Regions from separate parts of the Homo sapiens genome. Here region 1 is linked to region 2. A link is an interaction called in ENCODE POLR2A ChIA-PET data of the cell type or tissue named here. Cell type or tissue: CD4-positive, alpha-beta T cell. All regions are shown on one strand.

Region 1 (8,000 bases), 180 kb before region 2:
GCAGGACCGGTCTGTGGCTGATTTCTGCTCTTCTCTGCCTTCTTGACCCAACCTCCATGCATGTTTCTTATTATGCTGTGGATTTGTTTTGCACTGATGGGTGGGAAAAGACCGGTGAAGCAATAATCGTGTAAGTGAAAGCAATGACTCTCTGGTGTCCTCTACAAATTTCCCACAGTCTTTGCTAAGGCCTCAGGGCCCTTCAGGGTTTAGAATTACAGCTTTCAGTAAATCTCCTTAGACTCACACTCACATGTGCTGTAGTGAGACAGCACCAAATCTGTCCTGACAATTCTTCACAAAGCCAGAACCAGGCCCTCTGTCCAAACACTGATCGGTGATGAGGAGTAACTGTGACAATAGCAGCTACCATTTAGTGTGCAGGGAGTGCATGGCAGGCCCTATTCTAACCCCTTAAATGGATTCACCGATTTAACCCTCACAACAGTTTTTGGTAGTAAGTGCCATCATTATCCACCTTTGACAAATGAGGAAACTGAAGCACAGAGAGAGGTGAAAGACTTGCCAAAGCTAGTTATCAGAAGAACCAGCACTCAGGCCTGGACAGTCAGATCTTAACCTATAAGCACCACCACTTTTCAGGGACCCAAGAATGAAAAAAGGACAAGAGTTTGGAGTTATTTCACTTCAACCTTAATATCACCAATTAAGGAAATGAAACATTCATTGAATAAGAACAAGAATGTTTTCCTTTACCAATGGAGACATTTTAAAGTAAGAATTGCACTTAGTTTCTGTCCCAATAGGGTTGCCAGCCATAAGTTTATGGTGTGGTTATCATATTTCAAAAGATTTTAGTGGAAAGATCTATGGGAAAACTGTTGAGTGGAGAAATCAGCTGTGTTTTGCCTATCAAGATGACACTACTGACCCAATGCAAGTTAGGCTTCTATGCTAAGTAATTTTTCTAGTTGTGTTGACAAGTTGTCTTGAACCATCCAAGCCTCATCTTTTCTTCCCTGTTGATTAGTTGGGGATGAGAGACAGATGATCTTGGTCTTTGGAGAAGTGTTTTATTTTCTTGTATTCAAAACTAAATAACCCAAATGAGGCAGCTTTGCCCTCACTAATTTTGTGTTTGTACCCACTGAACCATCCTCTTGCTTTCATAGGAATGAAGGAAAAGAACAATTTTGTGATGGTAGCTGGAAGCCTCCCAGGTATGGAACTTGAGCAAAATGCTTCTAGGAAGCATTTGGAGAAAGATAACAGCAGGTAAAATGCCAGTTAGAGGGTCCACTTATAAAGAAGAAGTCACAATTTTGATGTTTTCACCCAGCTTTTCTGTGGTCTCTTTTTAAAAAAATAAAAATACATACTTTTGATAACTTACTTTCTCTTAAGTGATAAAGTTCATGTAACTCTTGATGAGGTAAAATATATCCTAGGATAATATTATTCTAACCTGATTCTAAATCGTATGTTTTTTAAAAAAAATGTTGTAGTGTTAGTCAACTTTGGAGATCTAATCAATATAGACAGCTCTGAGGAGTAGATCACTTCCCCTACATTTTTCTTATTTTTTTTAAGAGCAAGTGTTCTTAAACTATTAGGAAGGTGTGTGTCATGTCATTTTTCATCTGTAGCCACATTTCCTTTGAAATTAAAAGGAGATAAAAGTCCCATCTGTATACTGCTAGCAGAAAAAAATTGCCATGAACTTTCCCCAAAGACATTATGAAAAGCCTTAACAACAAGCATACGTGAGAAAACAGCACACAAAAACCTTGGAGTCAACCTAAATGTCCATTAATACATAATATGTATATAAATAAATACAATAAAATAATATATAGCTGTGAAAAATAGAGAATAGTTAAATAACATAGAAACATGGCCATACTGCACTGTTGAGTGAAATAGCAACTTGCAAAGCAACAATATGTTAGCCCAGTTTATAAAAACAAAAATACATGTGTGTATATTTGTGTGATATGTGTTGTGATACGTGTAGAGAAGGACAAACTCAAAAGATTCATACAAAGCATACCAAGACAGTTTTTTCTTGGTTGTAAGACTGTATGATTTTCAGGCTCTTTTTTGTTTTGCATTAAATTTTGACTATAAAATGTAAAATAAATCCTTGAAAATCAATATTTTAAATTTTATTTCGCAGTACTTGCACTTCACTGTAATTCTTGGTGTTGCTATAAAGCTGGTTATATTTACTACTATAATTGATTCTCAACATTCTGTCCCATATTCAATTCTATGTAATGATTCTTATTCTGACCAGGCCTTTTAATAAAGATGGTTGCCATCTGGCCAGTTGTATCATTTAAGTTTTATCTTCTGCTGCTGATCATCATTAAGCTTTAAAAACCAATACTTTCATTAATATTTATACTTTTTTAAATTTTTTCAAGGTACAATAAATCATTAATTAGCCCATCTTCACGGTATGTTTTCCCATTTCCTGGGCTATGTGATTTCAGTCTAGCTGCAGTGTCTTCAAACTGCACCTCCTAAAAGCAACAGAATGATTCAACTGAACAACTATTCAACTATTACTTGACTATCCACAGGTGCAAAACATGACACCAGGAAGAGTGGGAACGACACCAATAAACAAAAATGAGCCCCTGATGTCAAGGAGCTCAGTCTAGGGAGCAAGAAAAACACAGGCATAAGTAATCCCAATGCAATGATTTGAAAAGCAGTAGACAAGCACTCATTCCAATTCCTAAATGCATTCTGCACCTCTGCCAACTTCTTACAAAATGCCCATTTGCTTTATTCTTATTGACATATTACAGATTGGAAATGTCTCAGAAAGGGAAAGCATGATACTGTACATCTTCAATAGACATAAATGCTCAGAAAGCAGGGACCTGCTTATATTTTCCTATGATGGTGACTTATTAACTAAAATCCAACCCACCCGTTTGGGAACCAAATTAGATAAGTTATCTCTTTGTGTCATCCCAGTTCACTGGCTCACCACTCTCTGGACATATAAACACTCTGTTTTATTTCGCAGATGAGGAAATTAGAAGACGGGGGAAACTGCAGCTTGTCCTTTTCTCCTCAAAAGCCCATTTCAAAGTCCACATTCGATTGCGGGATTACGCTTAAGAGGTGGGCTTCAGATCTTCAGTTACTTATCCAGCTGCAGGATGCCCTGCACTCCAGTAGGTGTTTAGAGTTTGAGACTGGACAAGTGAAGAGTCTCAAGGCAGAGCTGACTCCACCTACCGTTACACTGTTGAGCAGATGAGAAAACCAGGCTTAATGTTTGTTACCAGTGTCTCTTCCTATTTCTTACTGTGTGACAATGATCGGTATCTGGTTGCCTTAGAGACTGTCAGACCTGGCATCTCTGCGTATCTGCAGAACACTCAGTGGTTTCTGAAAACAGGTGTGGCCTGGTTGAGTGTAGCATAGCCACAAGTTTTTTTTTTTTTTTCTTTTTTTTTTTTGTTTAGGTTGCTTTGACTCTGGTGGCTTTTACCAACTTTCCAAATGTCACTCCCTCTACCTCAGGGGCTATTTGTCAAAGTTATTGGTAAACTAGTTTCTTACCTGTTTTTTCTCTTTATTTTAAGAGATAAAATACTAGATAGAAAAAAAAAGCTTACTGAAGCAAAAACTGGTTTTAAGTGACAATTGTGTGTTCGTTGTGGCTTGCACTTTGACAATTAGTTCTGGTCCTCTTGCTGATGGTGTGGCTTTTGAGGTAAATTGCATGAAGAAAACCAGTTCTCATTTGGTAAGCTCCAGTGGGTTGCAGAGTTGAGGGAGCTGATACTATCACCCACCACCATATATTTGGCCTTACTGGTATAGAGCTAATGACCAGTAAAGGTATTGAAAGTACATGGGTCAGATTAAGTAGGAAAAATAGACCCTATTCAGCTATGAACATTTCTCCAAAAAAAAAATGTACAAAAATGGAACTATTTGTAGAAAGTCTTAAAAATCAATGAATTTAGAAAAAGTTGGAGAAGCTGGGTATATTTTGAATAGAGAAGAGATAGTTTAAGGAAGTCAAGAGAGCTGACTTCAAATATTCAAAGAATAGCATGTGAATGCACAAATAACCATAATCTTTCAGGCCAAAAAAGTGGGCTGACGGCTTAAAAGGGGAAATAATTTGATCCCAAGAAGGCAATCCATTCTAACAACAAGAGCACATCTCACAGCAGTGGAACGGGTACCTCGAGACAATGAAAATTCCCATCTCAGGAGCCAACACCAGGTGGTGATTTGTCAGGCTTGCTAGGGAAGGATTCTTATAGCAGGAGGGAGATTGGATGAGACCTCTAAGGTCTTTCCCAAGTATAAGATGCTATCTATCTAATTAATTGTCAGTCAGACTCTTAGGGATTGTCCTGGGCTCTCATCTCTGTGTCGTTGAACTATAGATTCGCTTCTTCCTAACTGTGAGATAATTGAGTGGATTCACATCTTTAAGTCAGCATTCAGCAGAAAGCAGTGATGGTGGAGAGATAAATCCCCAGACTTTCCATCTGATTAATTGCTGTCCCAGAGCCTTGGTTTGGGAAGATCCAGGAGACCATGAGGTTCATCAGAGTTGAGAGTTAATCCCACATGAAATCAACCACTTGCTTCCCCTGAGAAAAAAATAATAATAATTTCCTTTTATTTTCTGGGTGTTTGGGTTTGAGAATGGGTTTGATCTTTAGTGTTTTTTTGTTTTGTTTTATATTTGTCTATGTTTGGTTTTAGGTCTGGAGTTCCAAAATGCAACATAATAAACACTTGCATGTCCAAAGCACTTTTGTCTGTTTTGCTGGTGAGAGTTGAAAGCAGACAATCTGCAGTCAAGTTTTGGTGTCAGATCAGTCCCCTGTGTAGCATGTAGTCTTGTGCATGCTGCTTTATTTTCTGGGTCGCCATTTTCTCATTTCTGAAATGGAGTAAGCACCGTTTTATAGGTTTATAAGAATCCAATGAGAAAATACATGTCAAGGTACTTTCTATGCTTTGAAGCACCTTTCAAATTTTAGTTAGGGTTATTTAAGTTTTCTGAACTGTGTGTTGTGGTCAGTGTAAGATATAAAAAGCTCTCTTCACTCCTTGCATTAGACATTTTTTTTTTCTCAGAAGTGACATTTCTTGATCTTCCCATAGGTTCTGTAGAAAAACAAATGATTGATTAGAACCATTGTTTTGGGTCTGCACTTGTAAGTAAAACAGAACATGAGTGAACACCTGGAAAATTATGTCTTTCTCAAACTTTCAACTCTAGGTTGGTATAAAATGACCAAATAGGCAAGCAGCAGGAACTATTGAGTTTCATTAAGCAAGGCTAACAACTAAGGTAATAAGCCTGGAAATTCACAGGAAAAGGAGATTCTCTCTATCAAACCCAAAGCTTTAAATCTTAGTGTTTATTAATGATTAGGATTTGACACCCCATAATTATTTTTGCTCTAGAGGGAAAATGTTCATAGAGAGTCCCTCGAACACCAGGCAGCAAAAGGAAACTCCCCCAGCAGAAGACAGAAAGCATTTCACAGAATGGGCTTAGCAGAGCTTCTCACGTGCTTGTGGAAAATAAAATGTGTGACCACACTGTACTAATAATCTCTACAAATAAGTATGTTGTTGCTTGATTCAGGCCTTGTGTGCATAACATTGTCTATATGTTTTGTTTTCTTTAAACAGAATCATAGAAGATAAGGAGCCACAAAGGTTCACTCTGTTTTCAAAGGTGCAGTCAAAATGTTACACTTCTAAACTGTGGCAACGAGACACACCCTGAAGAAAGAGAGCGTTACACCTTCACAAGAAAACAGAGAAACCAAGATACCTTGTGATGTCTTGTACATACCAAGAAAAATATGTCCTAACCTTGAAAGCCCATTTTGGGTGTGAGTGGAACCACATCATTACAAAACCAAAAAGCTGTATCTTTCTCATCCACTATACCCCTTCTTTTCCAAATGGACACCTGAGACTTTGAGCTACTTCATACAACAGAGTTTCACACTGGGACCTCCCACGTCTACCTGCATTTCAGGCCCGAATCTTTCCTGGCATCAGATTTATCATCAAGAACCTTTCTGTGGTTCATTTCTTGGGGCACAATTCTCTCGTGATGGGGACTAATCCCGTCAAATCATCCATTTTTGTTAACATTAATTGTGATATCCATTCCAGGTATCTGCTTTGTGTATAAAAAGGAAATTTCTGAAGATACAGCTTTATGTGAAAAGGAGTGATTTTAGTTGCAGAGGTTTCATACATAATGGGAGGCTGGTGAAAAAGATTATTCCTTGCTGAAAAACTCTGGAAAAATCATGCCATACAGAAAGCTGTCCACATGGCCTATGCATGGATTCAGTGCTGTGGGGGAAGGACATACTCTTTACACTTTTACAACTTCCTGATGTGAGTGGTTCACTCACAGGAAAAGGGGCAATGCCTTTGTACTGACACTTTCACCCCAAGTTTCCAGCCTGTGGAGTGGAAGGTAAAACTAAAGGCGGGGTAATCAGGCCATCATGAACAAAAATAGAAAATAGTGTCTTGGCATGCAAATACTGTGAATTTCATTTCTCTCTCTCCCTCTCTCTCTCTCTCTCTTTCTCTGCCCCCCATCCCCCAATCTTTTGAACAGTTCCAATGTTACTAGTATATAATTATGACAACTGGGCTTAAATTGAATACTAAGTTAATGCATTTTGACACTCTATTATTCATTAACTAAATTTCAGTTATTTAAGCATGAGATTAACAAACACTTTTGAGCATCTACTATATACTAGGCATTATGATGATTACTGGGGATATAGAGAGACCAGATGTGGTCCTTTCCCCAAGGAACTTACAGTCTACTGGACAGATAAAAATGAACAGTAAATGAAAATGCAGTTGCCCTGAACTCAGGGTACTATGGGAACTTATGGCAGAGATATCCAGTATAGTCTCACAGAGTCAGGAAAAGCTTCATGGAAGGCCATGATGTATGTGTTGAATCCTGAAAGAAACAGAACAGGAAAACCTGCAAAGAAAGACCAAGGATTTGCATTCTTGGCAATTAACCAGCCTAAAGGTAAGAGATATCAGGGTACCTGAGGGGAACTGTGAGTTTCCAGCTTGACCAGACACAAATAGATGAGGGAGAATTGAAAGACAAAGTCTGGAGAGAAAAGCACAGGGAAGATTAGATCAGATTTTGCATGTTTTTTGTATCATTTCCAGCCAAATGCCTGGTCGGATAGACCTTCTCAGAGGGTATGGCTTGAATGACTAAGGACACAGAATTATAATATTGTAAGGAATTTAGAAATAACTTAGTATTAACACCTACCCTCTGTGCATAAGTACTCTGTACAACATCCATACAGGTACCCAGAGCCTCTTCATTACCTTTGGAGGTAAATACCTCCAATGAGCAGGAACACACTATTTGGCAAAGCAGCGTTTTCCCTCCCAGTCTAAGAGCCTGTGATGTAACTGACCTTTCTTTAAGGAAAGATGATCTTATGGTCCCTGCCCTCAAGATGTTTACATTCTAATGATTGTGTGGCTTATCCATTAATCTGAAAAGAATCACAGATAAAGTAGATAATAACATAGACTAGGAATTAGCATTACCAGGTATTTCAGATTTGGGGATTTATTTCATCTTATTTCTGTGACTTAGGATATGATAGAGGACCAGATACAGTCCCTGCCATCAAAACCCTTACGATACAAAGGCCAAACATATAAGTAAGCATGTAGGCTGGGTGCGGTGGCTCATGCCTGTAATCCCAGCACTTTGGGAGGCCGAGGCGGCTGGACTGCCTGAACTCAGGAGTTCGTGACCAGCCTGGGCAACACGGTGAAACCTGGTTTCTACTAAAATACAAAAAAAATTAGCTGGGCATGGTGGTGTGCACCTGCAGTCCTAGCTACTTGGGACGCTGAGGCAGGAGAATTGCTCGAACTCAGGAGGCGGAGGTTGCAGTGAGCCAAGTTCAAACCACTACACTCCAGCTTGGGCGACAGAGTGAGACTCCATCTCA
Region 2 (8,000 bases):
AGAATAAAGGCCTAGACCACATCTGAGTAATCAAAGCTACTTTAAAATAAGCTCTACTCACAACACACTTTCTAATTTTTAGAAAACACTACAATCTTACAGAGAGATCTGATGATTAACACATTAATGCTCCTTGGCTATTTCTCAGATATACTCTCCACATGTTTTTCTGGTTAAGTAGCATGATATGCTACAACCCATTTGAAGAAAGCATTGTTTTGCTCTACTACCAGAGTCTCAATCAAAGTTCAAGCTCTCAACCTACATCTTCCTTTCTCTATGGCCTTTCTTCACCCATCACTATCATAACTATAGCTTTCGCTCCTGGAAGAAAACTGATAATAAAGCCGAGTAAGAGAAGGGGCATTCTCTATAGGCCAGGATGGATCTGGACAGGGCGTAGTGCCACTGAGGATACTGTTCCCACATTTGAACAGCTGGCCTAAGGAGAACCGTGCTGCAGAAGAGTCCAGTGCGGAGGCCATTCAGTTGTGCCTTTGAGAGATGCTGCTGCTGATTTTGTATTTAGAAAGACCTCCCAAGAGCAGACCAGGAAAAATCCCCTGATGCCAGGCCACTAGATAGAGTTTCCAGGAACACCAGATCATTATAGTTCCCTTCCCCCAGACATGGAAAAACACCCAAAATGTAAGTTTCCTACCATTCTTGGAAATGATCCCTTTGAAGAGAATGATACTATTTGCTTCCAAAAATCAATGGCTATTCACAAGCAGAGTGGCTGGAGAGAGACTAAAGAATTCTTAGAGAGACTTCTCCCCCGTGCCCTGCAAAAGGGAGTCTCTCGTCGTCTCTGGTCAGAGGTGCAGAGTGCCTTCCAGGACCCCACCCACAGAAACGTGCAGATGGAGTTGGCCTAAGCAGCGGGAGGGCGCCTACCTGTGTAGCCAGCTAGGGCAGCAGCAGGAATGACAGGCTTGTCCTTATTGAGGTCAGCACGGTCCCGCACATAGTCCTTGAAGGTGCCCTTGGGCTTGTGGTTGGGCAGGGCAGCCGGATAGTCCTCTGAGTCGAAGCTGTCATAGGAGGGAACACGCTGCAGGCTGTTGAAAGATGACTGGCTGCTCCAGGACTGGGTGAGGCGATCACAACTATCGTAGCTCTCTATGCTTTCAAAAGAGTCCTGGCCCCCGAGTTTACCTGGAGGTAAAGGAGGAGGTAGGAAGAGGACAGGGGGAGGAGGGAGTGGGAAAAAAAAAAAACTGTAAAAACCCTCTTATGGAGGACAGATTGCTAATCAGATCTGCAGGAAGGACGGAAGAAGGGAGAGGCGAGTGGGAACAGAAGCTTCAGGGGTCATGGGTTTACTCTGAGGAAAGGGGCTGCACTAGGCCACCATCCGAGGGTCCACGGCCACTCTGCTGCCTGGTTTGAGAACTCCAAGTACAGAGATTCAGAGTCAAACGTTGCTCACATCTGTCGGAGTAGCGTTTGGGTCCTCAAGAGTTCTAAAGCCAGAAATCTAGAAGCTGAGGATCACACATGTTATGATATGATTTCTGGCTGATGTCGTAGGCCCAATGAATAAATGAAGAAATCAGAGCAATGTCAGGCTGAATTCCCCACTCCAGCTCAAGCCAATGAGATGACTTCAAAAGGCCCAGTTTGGAAAACATTTTGGTCATAAGAAAAAAGAATCCCATTAGACTAAGAGCAGATTAGCCTGTTTTGACCTTGGAACTAAGTGCTATTTTTTAGCATTTTTCCCAAATACTATTTTAATATGAAATACATGTACTGACCCTATGCCTTTTCAAATAGAGTAAGATGGTGTAAGATGCTTTTCCCAAGAGATTTTTTAAAATCACACACACTATCACTCTTCTAAACAGAAAACCATATTCTTTATCCTCTCCAAGTAAAATTATGTACTTGAAATTTAAACTTCATTGGAAAAGTGTAGGCAATATTTAAAAGGTTTATTAAAGAGTTAAGGTCCACAGCAGTGTCAGAAATCCTTTACTGTGTGAGTTGCTTAAGGCATTCTTAACTGACCACAAGATCATGCAAGTTCATTAATTTCCCAAACCAGGTTATAAACAGCTGCTATGATTGCACAATAGCTCCTGGAGAAATTTCCATTGGCAAAAATGCCACTAAAAAGGAGGCTAGCAAAAAAAAAAAAAAAATAGTTTTGGAGGAAAACAAATGAATCTAAGAGCGAAAAAGGCTCGCAGGAATGGTTTTTATATGCAACTTTCAGATACTTTTCAAGTAACCTAAGTTAAATCATAGGAGACTAGATGGTCACCTCAATTCAGCACAGGCCAAAAGGCAAAGGGATGTGACAAATGTTTACGGAGAAATATCCGTAAGTCAACTCTTAATTGTTCAGGGGTGGTTGATCTATAAATTTCAAATCCCAGAATAAGGCTGACTTATACAACTTCATATTAGTGTGCCTCCAGTGTATTTTTCCCTCCATGACAGCGGAGATTGGTTAAAACAATAAACATCAAACATGAACAGATGCCCAAACCTAAATTAAATATATAGGAAAATATGTTGCTCCCAACATTGTTTAAAGATCCGGATAAAATGTATTCGGTTGAGTGTGTACTTTTTGTAAAATCCACTGCTGTGGGTTTTCTCTACATCCTGACCCCCTCTGGAACTGCTTTAAACAGAAAGGTGGTGTCATCCGTTTCATCTCATTCCTTCCTCCACTCATCCATTCAGAGGAGGGTAATCTCTGGAAAGCAAACTGAAGAGCTTCATGGAGTTATCAGCCCTGCCCACCCAGTCCACTAGCAAAAGGGCACCTCTTCATTCTTACTAAAAATGAATATATATTTCTTTATAATTCTTAAAAATTCTTTCCCATTTACCCACCAGAAAAGTCATCTTTTTCACCTTTTTAGAGATCATTTAATTTTCTTTCAAGAAATTCACACTAAATGATTTAAGAAAACAGCCTACAACCAGAATGTCAAAGCCTTGTTTTAGCAGAACAGGAAATTCTGTGGCGTCTCATAAAAAGGTATTTGTTCATACCAGCTACTGATCTTCATGGTCACTTATTTTCTCTTTGAGACAAACATACCAAAAGCCTAAGAAGGAGAATTTATATTTTCATCAACACCGCACCAAGTCGATAGTATTTATGCTAAAGTCTCTCTGAAATGATTCCATTTCTATCAGCCAATTTTATACTTGGAGAAAAAGGACATCAGAATTTTCACAAGCAAGATAGTAGAGTTTCCAAGGAGTCCCACTAAGCAAGGGGACTAAACCAAGCCAGAACCAGTCTCTGGCAACCCCCCAAACATGAGGCAAATGCAACCCTGTTGAGAGTTGTGGTTTACAGCGGTAGGCAGCTTTCATTTTAGCTCGATTTCACAACCCTGGTGCTGGGAACCTTCATTTACGGGTATTTTCTCCAAAAATGGGTAGAATCCAACTGGATTAGATACTCAGTTATGCTGCTGCGCTCATGTAGGGAAACCTGTGTTCTCTAAACTGTCCACTAGCCAGCCTTTCTGAGAAGGGCCTCGGCGAGCTCCTTCCAAAGCTATCTGAGTCCACCAAACAGACCTCAGAGCACTCAAAACAGAAGATGCGGCAGCACCCAGCCACCCACTGAGTAGACTCGTACAAAGACAGTCCTTAGGGCCCAAATAAGTGGGGCATAGAAGCACTCTGTACGCTGTAATGCAGCCCGTGAATACTGTACTATGGTTAGTATAAATAACAATCAGCTAACAGTAATGCTTTCGGTCTAGACCAATCACAGCATCTCAGAATCAATTGGCCCTTTGCATAGGCCCTGTTTGCAGCACTTCTAACATGCAGAAAACAGCCCTGCACAAAATGGTCTTCCCCTCAAGTTTCTGTGGCCTGAACTTGGAGGGAGGGAAGAAGAGTGGAGCCAGAAAGAAATACCTCATGTCTCCTTGTAAGGGTCACTTTTGGTCCACAGTCATTAGTTTGGGGTTGGAGGGGTGGTAGGGACCAAAACCAAGAATGAAGAAAAGGAGAGGGAAAGAGACAATTACACAAATGCAAAGCCAGATGCAATTTCAAAACAATGTGACAGGAGATCGACCCAAAGTTACAACATGGCTGAGCCCAAACCCACAGGCTTGGCCTCACTGTGTAGATGTACAGAAAGTCCCACAAGGAAGAAAGTCGTTTTAATGCTTTGACTCGCCTGATAAAAAAGAAACACATGTACACACACTTGTGTGTATGTATTTAAATAGACATGCACCCAAAAATAAAAAAGAGCCAGAAAGGGGAAGGCCGACTGGTCCCACCCATCCCCTTCGGTCTGAAACACTAACACCCTGGGGCCTTAAGAAGGAAGATTAGGGGTTCTGATTTTGCAGGGACTTTCCCTCTGCAGGGCTTGTTGGTGATCCCTAGGCCTGCTAGGAGGAAGTGTGAGTCTGAATACTCGAAGAAGACGACAATGGGCATGACCCATGATTCTTCAAAGTAAAGGTACCATTGGGCTCTCCTCCAAGAGCCTCACAATAGGCACCGCATATGGTCAGTCATTGAGCAGAAATCACTAATAGGCCAGCCCCAGCCTGACATCTGACCCAAGCCCCGCTTGATCAGCTTTCTCCTGTTCCTCTTCCCATTTATAATTCTTTCCCATTTACCCACCAGAAAAGTCAGGTTTTTCACCTTTTTAGAAATCATCTAGCTCTTGCTAAATAGACAAACCCTTTCTTACAATAGATTGCATTTTTCTCAGAAACAAAACAATCTGGACACTTTACTAGGTAGGCTGTACCTCTGAGTGTTTATGTCCTGTTCCTAAAAATTGGGTGCATTTTACCTTTTTTGCTTTATGTCACCCAGCTCTATTTTTAAACACTTTCTTCCCTGACAGTGAATATTTTATCACTATTATAATAGTCACGTTAACAAAACTACCTTCTTTTGGAAACCCCTGGCCACCTCCGTCCCTGGTCCTCTAGCTAAATACACACTTCACCACACTGCTGATGACTGGTTCCAAATAAACCGTTGGTTAACCATCTTGTATCTTCCCAAACCGAAAAAGTCACAGGAGGCTAAAGATCCCAGGCTGGCCAGCAGAGGTCATTCCAGGTACCCAGCTAGGATCTACAGTCAGACCCAGGAGTCCTCTGGGAGGAGCACCAGGACACATGCTAAGCTTAAGGGTTTTCCAGGGTGGCCACTTGAACCATTTTTACTTGATTATGTCCTCCTCAAGGAAAATAGAGCATACCTTTCAAAATGACCAAATTCAACTAGAGTTATTGAGTAAAACATTTTGCCCAAGTAAGATATTTAATTTCTTAGATTGCCTGATTTTGATTTCACTGTGGACCCCATGGCCTTTGTCATAATAATGGACTTGGCTAAAACACCACGATGGAAAGTTCTTAGTATCTGGACACTCTAAGATGGGAAGGCTGAAACTGAGGAATCTACAGGTCTAATAAATAAGAAAAAAAAAATGGAACCTGAAAAAAACTCACAAAGTCAGGTAATTCTTGTAAACCCAAGAGCTTTTAGAGAAGAAATATGACCTACCACGACTGGTCCTCCCCATGCACATGTTGTCTGGGGTGACGACTTCTTGTTTGATAGCAAAGTAGTCATTCTGCAAGGTGTCTGTCTGGAGAGGGTCTCGGAGAATGACCGAGGGGTAGTCATTCTCATACTTGAGGGAGAGGAGCTCTTCCGAGCTGATGGGATGGAGCGTCTGATAGGACTCTGTGATGAAGCTGGGCTCTGAGAACTCCGATGGTGGAACACACTGGGCATGCTCAATACCATAGCCTGGAAACAAAGGGTTTGCAAGTAAAGAGAGGAGAGATTTGTACCTAAAATAAGCAGTTTTCACCATCTACAGGGCCCTATGATGTGGGACAAGCTCCTTAGAGAATAAGGGAAAATACTTTAAATCAGAAAAGCTTGCATTTTTAACCTTGTCCACTACTAAACAGCTTTAGCCCTTGACAAGGTAATTGATTTCCTGACTTCATATCCTCATCTCTAAAATGGGGGTGATTGCGATTTTTCCCGGAGCACTGTGATGAAGATGAAATGAGGATAGAGGTCAAATGCCCACCAACATTCCCCACACAATAAGCTCTTGACACAGAGTAGTTAATATCATTGTGTCACTGGAATAAAAATTGTAATAACGTAAAAAGATAAAACGAAAAAAATAAAACCTGTTTCATATTCCCTGTAAAAGCACAGCCATCAGATAAGATGGTCCTATATCTCAGAGCTTACATTAGTGCAACAGGCCTACATTCATTGTTTCCCTCAGGCCATCTCTTCAGTATGGTTGGGTATCTTACACGAAAAAGGAGAAGACTGTATTTCCTATAATAGAATTTGAAGCTGCATAGCACACTCTTAAAGAAGGATTTTGGAGGAAATGCTGTTATCTCCACTAGTAAAAAGGAAAGAACAAAGACCAAGATCAAATCCCTAACCCAACCCTCTTTTGGCCATCGTAGTGCACAGTATCAAATAGGAACAAAAGTTTAGGGGTCTAGTTGCAGTCTCTCTGCATGACTTTCAGGTGAAGACATCAGAGAAGGATCCTAGTGTGTAGGAACTTGGTAGGTTAATGAAACATATATATAGGTTGAAACTTTGTGCTTTGTGGAAAATAATAAAATAAAGTAACAAAGAAGAGTCTACATCTAAGAAGATATTATTTTTGATAGAATTACCATGAAGGAGCCTGAGATTCACTGAGATAGGGGTCTTTTCCTAGTTTGCTATTATCATGAGAGAAGAGGGGTAGAAATGAACTTACTAATGAAGTAATCCGAGGTATAGCGGGATTCTGGATAGGCTGGGTTGACTCCATTAACTTGATATGGTTTCACATCCTCTGTAATGAACAGATAGGGAAGGAACAAAGAGGTCAATATTCAAGTCATGCTTGGCCTAAAAGGATCTTGGATGCAAAGACCACAATGATCTCAACCCCTTTTCTAAGAAATCTGCATACTCATTAACTGGGTTGGTATCTGAGTCTGTCCTGACTGTGGCCTTGTCTAAAGATGAGATCAAAAAAATATGACTAAGGTTATTATTTCAGTAGCTGCAAAATGGGATTTAGTATCTTGGAAAGAGAATCCATGAGTAATCTCTAAGGGCTCAGAAGGCATTCAGCATTCATTCTCAATGCATTCGTGCTGCGTGTATGTCGACCACACTATAGCCAAAGGCTTGAGTACATCCCAGGTTAGCAGGATCAATCCCCAACCCCCAAACTAATCAATTTCAAAATTTCTCAAAAATATATTGCAGTCTTTAGGCCATAGATTTTACGTTCTCCATTTCCTCTAACAGATGTCTGGTTTTTGTTTTGTATTTTTCCCATTGCCCTCAGGTTTCAAGTTCAGGCCCAGACAAGAAGCAGGACACTGGTAAGGTGACTCCATTTGGTGAAATGCGACTGCGCTTGTGTCAAGGGAGAGAAGAGCAACCCAGTCAAGCTCCTGCCCAGATGCCAACTCCCCTAGGAAAAGGAGAGGAAGGGAGACGAAGTGCACCTGCGGACAGAAAGCTCTGAACGACCCTGCAGTAAGCCTGGGATCCTCTAATTACCCTGGAACAAATGCCATGGCTCCGATTCTTGTATGGAGTAGTCTGATTATATTTCACCATAAGAATCTGACATAGAGTATGGGTTTGGGTTTTTCCTCAGGTATTTGATAGCTTGTTAGGAGCAAAGTCTGATGGGAAAACAAGTTTATGCCTGCACAGAAAAACAGTTCCCAGTTGAGATAAAATGATTAAACTTTGCTTTAGCAGTTTATCAGATTGAAACATCCCCGTACCTTTCACCTTCCACCCCACCCCAAACAGCTATGTTCTTTTGCTGCTGTGTTGCTTTAATTACAGAACAAAAGCTGTAGCCTCAGCACAAACATCATGCTCATCTCTTCAAGTAACTGAACCTGAAGAGGGAGAATTCTTTCTGCCTCTCTCAACAGAATATTGGGTGGGAAGATATGACTTTTGCTCTCAAA

Evidence for each region. ChIA-PET counts read pairs that join two places held together with the same protein. Peaks named below come from ENCODE experiments on the same cell type or tissue, not always from the same donor. Only the 100,000 strongest peaks of a DNase experiment are listed, where the experiment ranks them.
Region 1: POLR2A ChIA-PET joins it to region 2 with 13 read pairs; 13 of 35 experiments call an interaction of 5 or more read pairs at or near these places.

Annotation. Positions count from the first base shown.
Region 1 is chr11:128,299,358-128,307,357 of GRCh38, forward strand. It overlaps LOC124902787 (a long non-coding RNA gene), which reads right to left. Exons shown (of 2, transcript XR_007062946.1): 2 at 2,970-5,118. Among named protein-coding and RNA genes, the nearest start is that of LINC02098, 95 kb to the left of the region's middle. RefSeq lists a silencer at 3,282-3,371. In CD4-positive, alpha-beta T cell, CTCF peaks have their summits at 3,187 and 3,388; DNase peaks (open chromatin) are centred at 1,614, 3,314, 5,734 and 6,452; H3K4me3 peaks cover 2,063 bases; H3K27ac peaks cover 7,768 bases.
Region 2 is chr11:128,479,294-128,487,293 of GRCh38, forward strand. ETS1 (ETS proto-oncogene 1, transcription factor) reads right to left here. Exons shown (of 10, transcript NM_001143820.2): 6 at 6,776-6,853; 7 at 5,530-5,778; 8 at 898-1,158. Among named protein-coding and RNA genes, the nearest start is that of MIR6090, 39 kb to the right of the region's middle. RefSeq lists enhancers at 3,505-3,584, 3,765-3,814, 4,185-4,254. In CD4-positive, alpha-beta T cell, no CTCF peak of the experiment used is centred here; DNase peaks (open chromatin) are centred at 1,056, 3,288, 3,638 and 4,338; H3K4me3 peaks cover 4,146 bases; H3K27ac peaks cover 8,000 bases.